2 separate regions of the Homo sapiens genome follow, and region 2 is linked to region 1. The links are chromatin loops, found by intact Hi-C in ENCODE. Cell type or tissue: lower leg skin. All regions are shown on one strand. Links, peaks and the distances in the headings refer to the core of each region. The heading gives the core; the rest is flanking DNA.

The links. A loop is a pair of places that touch in the nucleus more often than their neighbours do. Peaks named below come from ENCODE experiments on the same cell type or tissue, not always from the same donor. Only the 100,000 strongest peaks of a DNase experiment are listed, where the experiment ranks them.
Region 2: it touches region 1 in a loop (5-fold over the local background); 97 of 110 quality-filtered maps call a loop at or near these places.

What each region holds. Positions count from the first base shown.
Region 1 is chr16:48,688,884-48,697,219 of GRCh38, forward strand. The region is part of intron 1 of LOC105371240 (a long non-coding RNA gene); the gene reads left to right. Among named protein-coding and RNA genes, the nearest start is that of N4BP1, 83 kb to the left of the region's middle. In lower leg skin, for the core only: no CTCF peak of the experiment used is centred there; no DNase peak of the experiment used is centred there.
Region 2 is chr16:49,346,164-49,354,499 of GRCh38, forward strand. It overlaps LOC124903689 (a long non-coding RNA gene), which reads left to right. Exons shown (of 2, transcript XR_007065068.1): 2 at 1-4,394. Among named protein-coding and RNA genes, the nearest start is that of C16orf78, 23 kb to the right of the region's middle. In lower leg skin, for the core only: no CTCF peak of the experiment used is centred there; DNase peaks (open chromatin) are centred at 2,908 and 4,528.

The sequences.
Region 1 (8,336 bases), core at 198-8,197:
TATTGAAAGAGAACCTTGGCCCAGCAGGTCCTGGGGTAAGTAAAGAGCCCCAGATAAAGAAGTTTATCCCCTGAATGACTGGCCTATATCAGGCCCCTGGGGAGTTCCCATTTAATGCCCTTGATTGGACCACCCTGACGCTCAGGAGTCTGTGATGGGGCTCTACAGATGTAATGACTGCATGGGGCTTTCTGCAGGGTTGTCTCATCCAGGTATCCCAGGATGATTCTGGTCTGTGGCCAAGCAGATGCCATCTTCATGAATTCTTGCTTTTTTGCATAGTGGGGAGAGTGGGGCAGAGGACTCCCCATTCTTCCATAGTTAATGCTTTTCCCATCTCAGAGAACAGCCTGCCTAACTGTCCTCCCTCTGAGGCCAATTTCAGGTTCAGACATTGAGGCTCTGCATCCAACTGTGTCCTTGGAGGAACACAAGATGCCAACTCTTCTTTCCTCCTGCCCCTTGCCACTAGAGTCCCAGGAGTGTCTCCATTTGTAATGAAACTCTAGGATATAAGAGTTCACAATCTTATATAGTATTATTTGATTATTTAAATTTGTTAAATATTTGTCTTTCTTTGCAGCTAATTTATATAGTGCATGCTATAAGGTAAACCTGTTTCCCTACTTCCTTGGATAGAGGTCAGAAGAAACTCATTGATGTTCCGTAGGGTATGAACCTGCTGAACACTGTAAAAATAATACAGAATTATAAGGTGCAATACAGAATAGGAAATGTGCAAAGTGCCTTCCGGGACTCCATGAATAGGCATTTAACAAGGAGTAAACTGAGGCTCACAGACATTAGGGGATTTGTCTAGGTCACACAGCTAGGTCCTCAAACGAGAAAATAGGCTGGAACAGCCTGGAGAAGAGAATTTTCAAGAGAAAGAGAATCTGATTAAAGTTCATATAACTACTAAGGAAATGGAGGGAGTGAGCATGATCCTGTTGAATGATGCTTGGAAGATCTTTTCATATATATATATTGAAATGGAGTCTTGCTCTTGTCGCCCAGGCTGGAGTGCAGTGGCACAATCTTGGCTCACTCCGACCTCTATCTCCCGGGTTCAAATGATTCTCCTGCCTCAGCCTCCCAAGTAGCTGGGATTACAGGCATGTGCCACCATGCCTGGCTATTTTTTTTTTTTTTTGTGGAGACCAGATTTCACTATGTTCCCCAGGCTGGTCTTGAACTTCTGACCCCAGGTGATCCGCCCTCCTTGGCCTCCCAATGTGCTGGGATTACAGGTGTGAACCACCACGCCTGACCCTTTTCTCATCTTTTAATATGAACTTGGCCTTCAGGTCCCAGCTCCAGTATCCTAAGCCTTCCTTTACACCCTTCTAGATGGAGCTAATCACTGCTCCTTGGTTTTCCGTGACACTGGATTCTTAAGGATCCTTCTTAGAGCATCCAACTCACTATTGTGTTATTGTCCTCTGTGTTAGTCAGGGTTCTCCAGAGAAACAGAAACAAGATGTGTGTATACAGAAAGGTTTACTTGAAAGAATTGACTCATGTGACTGTGGAAACTTGGTGAGCTTAAAATCTGATGGGTAGGCTGGAGACCCAGGGAAGCAGGGAAGAGTTTCAATTTGAGTCCAAAGGCTGTCTGCTGGCAGAATTCCTTCTTATGTAGCGGAAGTCCGTCTTTGTTCTATTCAGGACTTCAACGGAGTGGATGAAGCCCACCCACATGGCTGTCTGCTTCACTCAGAGTCCACTGATTTAAATGTTAATCTTATCCCAAACACCATCGCAGGAATATCCAGAATAATGCTTCATCAAATATCTGGGTGCTGTGGTCCAGGCAAGTTGCCACATAAAATTAACCATCACATCCCCATTCCTGGGTCTGTCTTCACTGCTAGACTGTGGGGTCCTCTGGGCCAGGGACTGTCTTTTATCTTTCTTTCCAGCACTCAGAAAGAACATACAGCAGGTACTCAATACATTCATTTTGATTTGAAAAAAAACAAACAAAATAAACAAACACCCCAAATTGCTTTCAAAAAAGTATTCCTTTTATTCCTACTGCAATTCTCTGCATTCCCCTACTCTTTAATAAGAGGAAACAGAGGCTTAAGGAAATATACCCACGATCACAAACCAGATAAGTGGCAGAGTTCTAGGCTGTGTGCTTTTTGCACTATATAGCACAATGTCCTTTGATTTGATAAAAATGTCAGAGGAGGTGGTCCGGGGTCTGGGGTATTCTGAATCAATGTCTTACAGAAACTGTTATTCAAAATCTAGCCCAACTGTGCTCAGCAACAATGAGAATTTTATTAAGACCTATCATTTGCCTATTAAAATCAATCAGTTATTTTCTGAACAGCTGCTAAATGCCTGTCCTTGACTGGAGACAGGTGATTGATGTATTTCCCTATCCCTCTATTCCTCCATTTCTCAATTCCTCCATCTTCTCCTCCCTCTCTCTCTCCAGCCAATACTTACTGAACATCTACTATGCACCAGGCCCCGGGGGAGGTGCTGGGGCCACAGCGAAGGCTAAGACCTGGTCCTGTTCTCAAGATGCTCATAGTCAGGGTGGTGGTGGGGGGAAGCAGGTGTGTCATCCACTAGCCACAAGGGCTCAACTGCAGCACCCATCTCTAGAGGCAGGGAAGCCTGTGAGCATCATAATGGCTATGATCCCAGCAGGGACTTGGGATCCAGTAGGAATGCCTGTGGGCAGTGAGAATGACCTCTGGGATTCTCAGGCATGTCACAGGCAGGAGAAAGAGAATGAAGGAGATGTGCTATCCTTTGCCCTTTATTTGAGTCTGAGAAAGGCCACATATCTTTGCCAAGGGCAGCATTGCCCTCTGACAGCCTGATCTTTTTAGCATTTTTATCATCATCACCATCATCAATTATTATATGAATATTTATTATCAGATATTCAGAATCATTTGGTTGTAGCAGGCTATTTGGAGCTTCCCTTTCCTTCCATTTTTCTTCCCTTCTCAGCTCCTAACCCCAAAGCCACATGGAGACAGTTACCTAATTACTCTCAATTGAGTTCTCTTTTCAGTGTTTCTTTTTCATGGACAGCTCCACCTGCAAAGCCTGGTGGGTGGAAGGTAGCTTTCATCCACATCAGCCTTACAAGGACCTCTGAACCTTCTCACACACTCTTCTATGTGCTTGGCACACTCTTCCTTTTACATGGCTCTTCCTCATCCTTTTATGTCCTAACTCAGATGTCACCTCTTTGGAAAGACTATTCCTCTACCCCTCCCAATCGGCAGTAGCTCCTTTCCCATTTGCTTCTCACTGCCTCTTATTGTCTGGTTTATTTAATTGTGTAAGGCCTCCCCCACTAGAATACAAGCTCTGTGAGGGCAGTGACATTGTCTGTCTTCTTCAATGTGCTGAGAACAGTGCCTTGCATGTACAGAGTATTCCATTCAGTATTTATTGAATAACTGCAAGAATGGTCGAAGCCACATATCCTGTCACTGCATGGCTCAGCACCTCTGACCCCCTGTCCCTGCTAGAACAGCCTTATGACAAGTGACTCATTACTTCCCACTCCTCATTCAGGTGGTTCTGATTCAGGACCCTTCATGGACAGCAGAACTTTGAATAGAGGTTTTCCAGCCATGCTGAGCCATCCATCCTGAACTCTTTGGCACCTTCCTATGGGTTGGGTGGTGATGTACCCTTGCTGTCTCCTGCCCACATTCCCAACTAGACTATGAGCTTCTCAAGGCCTTGACATGCTATTTCATATCTCTGACAGCACTAGGTGTTCAGAAAATACCTGTAGGTTATCCAGTTGTGACTGTTTTAAAACCTGTAACTGTCCAGATTTGGATAGAGTCAAGCAGCTCTCTGATCATCCCCCATCTACAAGTGACAAACTCCTAATAGTATAGTGGAGTGAATAGGAATTTGATCTTGGGAGTCAGTCAGTTTGGATATAAGTTCCAGCTCTGCTACTGTGACTTCAGGGCAAGTAACTTAACCTATCTGAGACTCAATTTCCTCATCTGTAAAATGGGCATAATAATAGTGCCCATTTTCAAGAGCTCATGAATGGAGGAAGGTGTCCTGGACATGTCTGGAGAGCCAGAAGGGTGGGGAAGAATTACTTTCAAGCTGTTGCTGTATTACAAACGCTTATTGAATATGGTGGACTCTTAAGAGCAGGAAGAATCTTGCTGCTGGTGGGTGGCAGAGGATGGTGATGGGACAGGAACAATATGAATATGACAAAAATCACAATAAGGACTGTAGAGGGTTGCTCTGCCTCACAGGGTCATGCAGATTTGGGAGTCTCAATCACAGCCTTGGAACTCCAGGCAAAGGGTAGACTGTGCTAAGCTGCCTGCTCTGTTTAAAAGAGGTGACCTCTATAATAATCTTAGAAATGTTTCCACCAAGAATAATTAAAATAAAAACACATATGTAGACTCATACTCACATAAACTGGCATGTAAACTGAAACTTTTAAATCTACCAGATCGTGAAATCTTTGAGGGGCAAGATTGATGAAGGTTAATCATGGGATCCCTGTTGCCTGCAAGGCACCAGACACAGCCTAAGCACTTAGGAGATGTGCTTGGTTGAATAAATGAATCTGGAGGCTGGAGGTGGTGACTCACACCTCTAATACCAACACTTTGGGAGGCCAAGGCAGGAGGATCGCTTGTGGCCAGTCTGGGCAACATAGGGAGACCCCCATCTCTATAAAATAAAAAAATTAGCCGAGCATGGTGGCATATGCCTATAGTCCTAACTACTTCGGAGGCTAAGGCAGACGGATTGCTTGAGTCCAGGAGTTCAAGGCTGCAGTGAGCTATGATTGTGCCACTGTACACCAGCCTGGGAGACACAGTGAAAACTTGTCTCTGAAAAAATTAAAATAAATAGTATAAAACAAACGTGGAACTTGATTTTTGAGAAGTATGTAATTCTTATGCTCCTATCTTCTCATATTTGAGAAGTATGTGCTTCCTATATAATTCCTATAGTAGCAGTTACTCATGGTGGGAGGATTCAACTTGGTAGAAGGATTATCTGAGGCATGGGCCAGGTAGCAGATGGGCTGGGTGTCAGAGCAGGGTGCATAACTAGAAGTGTGCTTTTACTCAAACACAGAGGCTAGGGGGAAGCAAGGTGGTTGGGAGAAGCTGCTTTAGAAATCTGGAATTGGGAAAGACCTGCAGAAATCAGTGGTACCAGCTCTTCCTCCTAGCACATGGAAATCTAACACTGATAAATTATTTATTTATTTATTTATTTTTTGAGACAAAGTCTTGCTCTGTCACCAGGCTGGAGTGCAGTGGTGTGATCTTGGCTCACTTGCAACCTCTGCCTCCCTTGTTTAAGCGATTCTCCTGCCTCAGCCTGCCTAGTAGCTGGGACTAGAGGCACATGTCAGCACACCCAGTTAATTTTTTATTTTTAGTAGAGATGGGGTTTCACCATGTTGGCCAGGATGTTCTCGATCTCTTGACCTCATGATCTGCCTCCCAAAATGCTGGTATTACAGGCTTGAGTCACCACACCCAGCCATTTTTTAAAAAAAAATTTTATTTTTATTTATTATGGATGTATATTAGTAGTATATATTTAAGGGGGTATGTGTGATTCTTGATACAAACATATAATGTATAATAAATCATAACAATTGGGATATTCATCATCTCAAGCATTTTTTTTGTGTTAGGAATATCCCAATTCCGCTCTTTTAGTTATTTTGAAATTTACAGTAAGTTATTGTTTACTATAACCCTCCTATTGTGCTACAGAACACTGTTCTAACTGTATTTTTGTTGAAGAGGACACTATAAAATTGAAAGATATTCCATGTTCATGGATTGAAGAATCAGTATTGTTAAAATGTCCATACTACCTAAGGTGATCTATAGATTTCCCAGTTCTTTTTAAAGATCTCCAAGGATAGGGGGCCACCATTTTTTCACTGGTGACTCTTATGACTGACCACTGTCTCTCTTGACGTATTGGGAGCAAACATCTCATTTTTGGGCCCCTAGGAAAATGTAAAGGAGAGCTCAGCATCCTCGAATGCTTCATTGACCTCATTTACTGCAATATCTTTAAAGTATTTTGACCACAGCTGACTAAGACACCCAATGTAGGCCTTACAAATGAGAAGGTTCAACAGGACAGGCAAATCACAGTATTCTGAAAGCTCCATCACCAACTATTAATATTCTGACCCAGCTGGGGTTGTCAGCTCTAGGTGGCTCGGGTGAAATAACCAAATGTTCCAAGGGTCAGTGGAATGTGGCCACGATGTGCTCAACACAGCCAGCCACACTGAGTTTGGAAGGTGAGCTTTTATTTTGATATTTGGGAGGCCACAAGGTAGCTAGGGATTAGGAAAAGGGCTCTAGCACTGGGTATGCAGTATGAATAGTAAGGTCCTCTGGGAAAACTAGGTGAGTGATTGGATTAAACTCAGAATAGTGATTAAAGGAGGGCTCTAATACAAATAGCAATAATTGCAAATGGTCATTAAGTTTTAATGACAAAAATAGCTTTTTGAAAAAAGCACTTGTAATATGCAAGGTATTCTGCTAAGCCCTTTACACATATTATGTCGGTTAATATTCTCACCAAACTATGAGTTGATTATGCCTGTTTTACAGATAAGGAAACTGAGGTATATAGCAGTTTAATAACTTGCCAGGCCCTGTGTTAAAGACTTACTACTAGTGGTTATTAACTCTCAGTGATTTTGTCTCCCAGGGGAGATATGACATTTTTGTTTCTCACAAAAATGCAGACATTTTTGGTTCTCACATGGCATGTGGAGGGTGTTCTATTGACATCTAATAGGTGGAGGCCCAGAATTCTGCTAAATATTCTACAGTGGATAGGACAGTCTGCTACCTGTGACCCCAACAAAAAATAAGCTCAAAATGTCAATAATGCCCGGTTTGAGAAATCTTGCTTTATACGAGTTGTCAAATTTAATTCATTTTTAAAAATTAATTTTAATTTTAATTTTAAGTTTCTGGGTATATGTGCAGGATGTGCAGGTTTGCTACATAGGTAAATGTGTGCTATGGTGGTTTGCTGCACCTATCTACCCATCACCTAGGTATTAAGCCCAGCATGCATTAGCTATTTTTCCTAATGCTCTCCCTCCCCTCACTTCACCCCCCAACAGGCCCCAGTGTGTGTTATTCCCCTCCCCGTGACCATGTGTTCTCATTGTTCAGCTCCCACTTATAAATGAGAACATGTGGTGTTTGGTTTTTTGTTCCTGTGTTAGTTTGCTGAGGATAATGGCTTCCAGCTTCATCCATGTCCCTGGAAAGGACATGATCTCCTTCCTTTCTATGGCTGCATAGTATTCCATAGTGTATATGTACCACATTTTCTTTATCTAGTCTATAATTGATGGGCATTTGGGTTGATTCCATGTCTTTGCTATTATGAATAGTGCTGCAATGAATATATGTGTGCATGTATCTTTGTAATAGAATGATTTACATTCATTTGGGTATATACCCAGTAATGGGATAGTTAGGTCAAATATATATAATTTAATTCTTACAACAACCTTGATGAGTACATTGAGGTTCACAGAGGTGAAGTCACCTACCCAAGGCCACACAGCTAGTGGCAGGGCTGTGGTTTGAAGCTATGTACATCTAATTCCCAAGCCAGTGCTTATACCTACTCAGATGGATGCCTCCAAATAAATTGGTACCCAATTTCAGGGATGGAGGAGACTTGGGCTTGGGAGATTGGATGCTGAAGCACTGTTATGAAGTTGTGGACGTTACCAGGGGTCAGCCACAATTTCGGGCATATCATGGGAGAACAATGGTGAGCTTGGGGAATTGTGTTTTTGTTTGACATCAATTGGAGGGCATGTCAGCACTAAGCATGTTCTGATGGGAGAAGGACATCACATAATGAACTTGGAATGTATGTTGGCTGCACATTTTTTCAATCATTAATTCAGCATTTTTTGGGCACCAACTCTGTGCTTGGTGCTGTGATATAATGGGCAAAGGAGCCAGGCCAACTTCCTGCCCCTATGGAACATGCATTCAAGTGGAGGAGATGGACAATATGTCAACCAACAAATACAGAATAAATATACATCATGATTATCACCTTGAAGAACATAAGTAGGGTGTTGTAATATGGGTAATGGGTTAGTGGATATTTTATATAGGGAGTCAGGAAGGTCTTCCTGAGGTGGGACCATATAAGCCATGTGAAGGCTGGGAAGAAGCCAGGAAAAACAATGTCAGGCAGCAGGAACAGCAAGGACAGAGATGTCTGGTAGGAATAGACCCAATGTGTTCTAGCAATAGACAGAAGGATAATATACAGGG
Region 2 (8,336 bases), core at 141-8,140, 660 kb after region 1:
GGACATCTCTTTACATGTGTATCAAATTGCGTTCTGTTTAGAACCATTTTCTAGCCTCCCACCAAGGACGTAAACAGGACAAGCACTGTCATCTGTAAAGTGCCACTCCCAGACTGCCACCCAGAGTTCATAAAAGGCTCAGATGAATCAATAGGTGGGAAAGTTATCTGGAATTTATAAAAATTCACTGTTAAGGAGACGACTATCACAGACAAACCCCAAAATCAGCGGTTTAACACAATAGACATTTTTTCTGACTTGTGTAAAGCCCCAGACAGGGATTGCTGCCTGTCAAAAGGCCTGACTGGCACTTGTCTTGAGGCACACTCTGGTGCCCAGGCCCCTTGCTCCTTGTTGCTCTGCCACCTCTGAAGTGGCTTCTAAGGTCACTGTATTTATCTGTGTCAAGACAGAGGAAAAAATCATGAATAAATAAACCCAGGGAGATTTGTATGAGCCAAGCCTGAAATTGGCACACATCACTTTGGCTCATACGTGGAGGACTGGGAGTGCAGAAAGATGAGGAAATGGGTCTTACTGAACACAGAACCACAGAACTCTGTCTCCCTCCTCTCCAAAGCTGAGAAATTGCCACAATCAGAAAGTGTGATTCCCATCTGAGAGTTTAAGAGCAGGAATAGATTAAAGACAAATCATGTAAAATACCTTGACTCCTAGACTTGCCGAAGCATTCAGCCTGAGCCATCTTTACATGTGGATAATCTTGGATTTCCCAACTGGGCTTCTTGCACACTCCATGGTAGAACGTCAGAGGAAATTTTTTTCAAGCAAGAGCTGTTAGATCATGAGATTCCCCAGAAAGATACAGATACAGGTATATGTCATATTACTGGAGATTCTAATTCAGCTACCTTCACAGGCCTGGGAATGTGTTTTTGACACAGGGGCATTAGGATTGTTTCAGCTGCAAGTGACAGAAGTCTAGCTCACACGGTCTTAAGCAAGAAAGGAAATGTATTGATTCCTATAAGTGCACCAGGATCTAGATACACTGTCAGGCACAGCTGGATGCAGACTCCAACAGTCTCATTGGGATACCCACCCTCTCCTCCCATCTCTGACCATCCCAGGTGGCTCCCTTCATGGGTCAAAGTGGCCACCAGAAGCTCCAGATACATCTTTTTATCAACAGCCCCAGGAGAACTTCTCTTTCTCAGTAAAATCCCACAAGGTATTTTTTGGCACTAATTGTCTTGGCTTGGTCCCATTCTTATCCCTGAACCAACCACTGTGACCAAAAACGTGGTATTCTCTGATTATCCAAGCCTGATTCACGAGCCCACCCATGAGTCTGATATGAGGTCCAGTCCATACAATCTACACAAGCTAGGTCTGGGGCATGGTGGTGCCCCAAGGACAGCTGGGGTGCCTTTCCTAGAAGAAAGGGGGCAGGGAATGGGTGCTGGACCAGCATCAGCAGCAGAATTCTTAGGCACTAGACTGTGGGGGGCTCAGAGAGGCATGGGAGCCCTGAGGTCCCCACAAGGTGTGGGATAGTCTTTCAGACCTTCAGGGGGGGTCTCTGCTCACTAACCTGCTCAAAGCACCCTGGCCCACACCGTGGGCAGCTGGAAGGTGCCAGTCCACTGAACATGTGTGATTGGCATGAATCTCCTGCTTTCCTTTGTCAGAAGGCTAGGAGTGGATTTGACCCGTTTACTCAGACCCTCTCAGTGGCCCTGCTCCCACAGGCTCACCCCAGCAGGGCCCAGTGCTTGGCTGCCAATGACGCCAAGGATATTAGCTGACAGTGACTTAAAACAGGGGTTCATGACCTCAGGGTAACCGAGGAACCCCTGAATCTGAATTCATCAGTCTGTGTATATGAATGTGAGTGCCTCTCCTTTCCCCACAGGAAAAAATCTACAACTTTCATCAAATTACTCAGGGAGACTTTATTCTAAAGAGACTGAAAACGACCAACATCAATTTTGACTCCTATGGGCATCTGTAAATAGCTTCAAGGTTTTAAGGTGAAATGTCATGTACCAAAATACACATTCTGGAGAAGCAGGAAGCTACAGACCAACTTGAGATGAAAGTCTCATATCAATGTTTTCCCAAGTGTGCTCCTTGGAATACAGGTTGACATGATATGATGCCCAGCAAGGGAAACAAAACATATTCATGTTCAAATTAGTTGGGGAAATGCTGGACTAAATAAGGTTTGATGGGATTCTTTTTTCTGCAGGACTTCTCAGAAGGGGCTAGAGTAGGCAAAGTTTCCCAGATTTACCTAATAAAAGCATTGTTTCTGTGGGAGTTTCATTTGTTATTACATGTTTCCTGAATGCAGATTCATAGACTATCCTTTGGGGAACCCTCGTCCTCACGGGATGTATGTTCATGGTGGTGTCTTCGAGTTTGTGCCCTTGTGAAGCATTCTGGCAGCAAGCATCTGAACACTTCCAAAAGGGGGCGATATTTAGGAGAAATCGCTCAGCCTGAGTTAGAACAAATGCAGCTGCTGGTGTCTCTTGGTGCCTGGGAGCCCTAGAGTGTCAGAGGGAGGAGCGTGCACACTGGAACCAGCAGCCTGGTGCTGCGTCTCAGCTCTGTCGCTAACTGGCTATGCACCTCTGGGCATGGCACTTAACCCTTCTGAGCCCCAGCCCGCCATCTGTAAAAAGGGCTTGATGTGAGGATTGAATGAGATCATGCAGGGAACACAATGTCTGGCACTTGGAAGCGTCCACCATAAAGAGCCAAGGCAGTAGATGGCCCAGCTGGGTTTGGTCCAGGCAGAGTTTACCCTCTGCCCTGGAGGCTCCAGGAAATGCTGCCACGTGGCTCCTATTGCCTTAACCACATCCGACCTGTTCCTGACAGCTCCCCACATCTCCAGCTCCTTTGCTGGTGCTCCAGGCACCTCCAAACGTGGCGAGCCCCTCTCCCCTGCCCTCTTGTGGCAGCTGACCTGGCAGGAGTGGGACCAAGACATCCAAGGCAGCTCCTTTCCACCTGCATGGGCACTTTCCTCAGGACATCCTTGCCCCTGGCACCACCTTGGGCCAGCAAGCCACATGGAAATGGATGCAGAGGCACCACTGTTTGCTGACAATTATACACTGTCCTTAAGGTCACCCTTGGCGATCTGTCACCAGGAGCAGACAAACCCACACCTCAACCATCCCATCAGAGCTTGTTTCTATCTGCATCTGTCATCGCTGATCGCATTTGAATGGGTTTAGTCTCTATTTTAAATAAAAGATTTATGCCTTAGCTGTCAGAGCCTGCCTTTATTTGAAAATTTAATCTTGTTTCTAGGAGTCTAGATTAACTTATTAGATTTAGGCGTCCCTCGTGGGTCTCTGAGAGAGGAGGAGTAGATTCTCCTCCCTGCATTCGGCCCTGCACACCCGACAGTGAGAGCCAAGAGCTGGATGGGCTTCTCCATCCAGCACGCCCAGGCTGGACAGAGGCCCCCAACTCAGGCAACTTTGTCGGGTAACCGTGTGTCCAGGGAGTGCTTTCTTGCACGCTCCGTCTCCGGGCCAGCTTCCAGGACCTGTGCTCACTGCAAGGGACACCCATCAAGCCGGCCCTTTCTCAGAGGTTTTGGGGAGGCTTCAGGAAGGACCCCCAGTGGGGGCCCAGCTTGTCAACATGGGCTGTGCCAAGGAGTTCTGAGTTTCCTTCAGGTCTGTATTGTATCTTCCACCCCCTCAGAGCTCCCTCCCTACTGCTTAGACCACACGAAGCTGTGGGGCTGTGGGCAGCCAGTTCACTTCCCTGACCTTGTCTGCAGGTGGAGACAGTGGCAGTGCCCCTCCCGGGCTGCTGCGTCACTCAGTGTAAAAGCAGGGAGGCACTGGAGAGCTGCTGTCTGCAAGTTTGTTGCTACTTCAAAAGGTGCAGGTGGGCCCTCACCTCCTTTAGAGGTGAGGATGAGCTACCCAAAGTGAAAAGGAGCTTCTCAGCGTCGCAATGGAGTCACGGCCAGGCTGCCCACACCAGCCGTCCGGACCTGCACCAGTGCCACGGGGTCTGCCCCATCTTCTCTTCCCTCTCCTTCCCCTCTCCCTCTCTCTCCCTGTCTCTTTCTCCTCTCTCCATGCTATTGACTGAATGTTTGAATTCCCTGCAAATGCATTCCTAACCCCCAATGTGACTGTGTTTGGAGACAGGGTCTTTAGGAGGTAACTGAGGTTAAATGAGGTTGTAAAGATGGGGCCCTGAACCGATGGGACTGGGGTCCTTATGAGAAGAGGAAAAGGGGTCCCTCCCCATGGAGGGACGACCACAGCGAGGCAGCAGCCGCCCACACGCCAGAGAAGGGGACTCAGACGGAAGCCTTGCTTCACCGGCACCTTGATCTTGACTCCTAGCCTCCAGAATTGTGATAAATAAATTTCTGTTGCTTAAGCCCCCAAGTCTATGGTATTTTGTCACGGCAGCTCCAACAGATTCAGATGCTCTCCCTCCTCCCTCTCATTCCTTCCCTCCTCCGACTCCCCAGCACCAGAGGTCCCGGACTTTCCCGTTGCAATTCCGCCATCTGCTGGTCGGTCTCAAGATAGCAGGCAAGGTCCGTGCCTCGGAGCCGGTGTCTCCTCTAGGGTAGCCCAAGGCAAGGGTGGCCCTTCCACAGCCAGCACCCCACCCCCCTCCCAACGCACACACTCATACACACAAGCACACATGCAAGAGCACAAATGCGCATACTCATACATGCACACAGGCGCACACACACACACAATGCACACATGCACGTTTACACACACACAGACACACACACGTGCACGCGCACACTCACACTCATACACATGCCCACACACATTTACACTCACACACACATGCACATTCTGGCATATGTGAACACACAATCACACTCGCACACAGACACATGCACATTCTCACACACACATTCACACATGCAAACACACTCATACATGTGCGCACAAACTAATATACATGCATTACACAAACACCTATCACCCACTCCACTCACATATCACACACACACATCCCCAGCCAAGGATGAGCCAAGCTGGCTTCTCACCACCCCCTGGTTTGCCCTCCGTATACATTTCCCCAGACATCTCAATTCCTGACGAATGGGCAAAACTTTTATTGAGCCACGCGCTTCTTAAAGTCAGGACCACGGCCAACTCCTCTCCTTATCAACCCTCATTGCCCGCCCCACTCAGTGCCTGGCACGCAGTAGGAGTGCACCAAGTGTTCAATGACTAAAGGAGGCAGTTCTCTTTGGGGGACTGAATTGGTTTTCAACTCTTTGGGGCTGTGAGCTCAGAAGCAGGCATCTTCCTCCTGGTTGGAGCTCAGGCTCACAGGCAGGTGTCCCCACACTTGAGCCCCTGCACACAGCCCCAGGCCACCTAAGGGGTAACTGACGAGAGCATCATCACCTGTCTCATTAGAATGGCCCCAAACCAATCTCTGCAAACCAACTCTGAGTGGGGACACACATCTCTTGCTTTGTCACTTGGCAAAGCAACTCAAAGGGAAGGAAGACACAGTGGCTGTCTCCACAGTTCAGCTGCCTGGGAGGTGCTGTTATCTGATGGGCTAATGAAGATGGATCTATCCAAGGGGAGAGGGAACCCCAGCTTCACTGTGCAACCTTGAACCTCCTCTGTGGCCCTAGTTTCTAAATCGGCCCAGTGAGGCTGGGGAAGATGAGGCTCCCAGGCCTGGCATACTCAGCGCAGGCTCACTTCAATCTCTGGAGGGAGGGCCAGGCTGAGGGTAAGGAGAAGATGGCCCACCTCAGGCTCAGCCTCAAAAGGGGAGTAATGACAGGATCATGCACAGCAAGCACTGCCCATCTTCCACTGCCTGTGCTCTGATATGGCTCAGTACAGTGACCACGGTTACTGATGTTGTCTTTATTTAAAATTTTGAGGCCAGGCACAGTGGCTTACGTCTGTAATGCCAGCATTTTGCGAGGCTGAGGCCAGCAGATCACTTGAGCCCAGGGGTTCAAGACGACCTTCCTGAGCAACATAATGAAATCACATTTCTACAAAAAAAAAAAAAATACAAAAATTAGCTGGGTGTGGTGGCACACACTTGTAGTCCCAGCTACTTGGGAGGCTGAGGCGGGAGAATCACTTGAACCTGGGAGGTTGAGGCTACAGTGAGCCACATTTGTGCCACTGCACTGTAGCCTGGGTGACAAAGCAATACCCTTTTTTAAAAAAAATGATATTTTATTCATTGTGGATTTTTTGCATAAATTTTGATTTTTTACAAAATATTACATCAATGAAAGTGAGTACTCAAACAGGTACACGTTCACCTATGTTCCTGGCAGTGTTATTCACAATAGCCGAGAGGTGTCAGCAACCTAAGTGCCCATGATCAGATGAAAGGATCAACAAAATGTGGTCTATCCACACAATGGAATAATAAGCAGCTTCAAAAGGAAGGACGTCCTGACTCAGGCTACAACACTGCTGGACAAATCCTGTATGATTCCACTGCTATGAGATACCTAAAGTCGTAAAATTCATAGCAACAGAAAGTAGAATGGTGGTTGCTGGGGAGGAGGGGGAATGCGGAGTTTTTGTTTAATGGGGGAGAGAAAGAGCTGGGAAGATGGGTGGTAGTGATGGCTGCAGAATGGAAATGCACTTACTGCCACTCAGCTGTTCACTTTAAAATGGTTACAATGGCTAATTTTATGTTATGTGTACTTTACCACAATAAAAAATGCTGCATGATTTCTTCATCTTGATTATTTATCTCCATTACTGAGGTTTTTTTTGGTACCCTCTTGAATTTTATGCATGAGTTGGGAGCTTCCTGTCTCGCCCATGTCCGGCCTTGAATTCCCCATATCGTCTTCATTTTACAGAGGATGGGGCTGAGCCTGAGGAATGTGAGAAGTTAAGAGGCCTGCCCAAGGCCATCTGGCAAACCAGAGGTGAACCAGGAATTCAAAAGCCAAGCTCCCAGCTGAGGGCTTAGTCCAGTACAGCTCCCCCTGCTGCCCACCCCCAAGAAGCTTCCAGGGAGCTCTGTCTACACCACCAACCTTTGCTGCTCCTAGAGGGGAGACTGACTCCACAGGATAGGGCCTCACTGGACCCAGAACTCCTAGAGTCCAGCTGCGCCCACCCCTTTAGAAGATAGGCTCCACATCGACCCCACAGAGAAAGTTCTGGGCAGATGTGGGGCTGCTGGGCAAATGGGGAAATCAAACTTGGCCAAGTCCAATTTTTGCATTCTCTGGCTGTGACAATGGCTGCAACTTGTGCCCCTTCATCCTTCTCTTTTCCTCCTTCACTAACAGAATCCACATTTTCTAGCTAGACACAGGCTGCTGGGAACAAAGCCCTCATTTCCTTGCTTCCTTTGCTGGCTGTGGCTGCCTGCGACCTTAGATCTGGCCAAAAACCCAGAGTCAAAGCATCATGTACAGCTTCAGAGAAGTGTCCTTATAAAGAGCAGTGCCCCCTTTCCTCTCCCTCCCTCATTCCTGCTGTCTGGGAAAGCAGGCATGATGGCCAGTGCACATACCGCCACATAGGAAGAAGCCATGAACTGAGGACAGTGGAGCCCAGGATAAAGGGGGCTTGGGCCAGCCCTGGCCCACCGATCTGCTCTCTTCTGTTTGAGTCTTGGGTCTCAGCAGGACACAAGGCCATATGCCCCGTAACAGCAGCCACCGTGGCTTCCGTTTCCACAGAGCAAGGCCTGTCTCTCACGTAGATAATTCTCTAGTCCCTGCTGGTCTTTCCTGGAACACTTCCCAGTGAATCACTTTCACACAAGTCCTCCCTGGGTGGATTTCTGGAAGCCCAACATAAAGACTTCCCTCCCCTTCCCAGCTGGTCTTTCATAGGCCACATAGTGTCCAGTATAGCTGAGGGCCAGCTCTGGATCACCTCACCCTTAAGTGAAGACAGAAACTTTTACCAAGAGTAAGTCACTGCCATGTGCACTTGGGCAAGCCTCCTGGCCTTGGTGGCTTTAAGTTTCTCACCTGTGAAATGCAGATAAAGCCAAATAAGAAAGCAGGCATGAACACGTTATGTAAAGTGTAGAGTCATGTCACAGACTGAATGTTTGTCCTCCCAAAAATCCATGTTGAAATCCTAACCCCATAATGCGATTAGGAAGTGGGGCCTGTGGGAGGGGATGAGGTCATGAGTGTGGAGCCCTTGTGAGTGGGATTAGTGTCCTTATAAAAAGAGACAAAGAGGCTGGGCGCGGTGGCTCATACTTGTAATCCTAGCACTTTGGGAGGCTAAGGCAGGTGGATCACAAAGTCAGGAGATCGAGACCATCCTTGCCAACATGGTGAAACCCTGTCTCTACTAAAAATACAAAAATTAACTGGTCGTGGT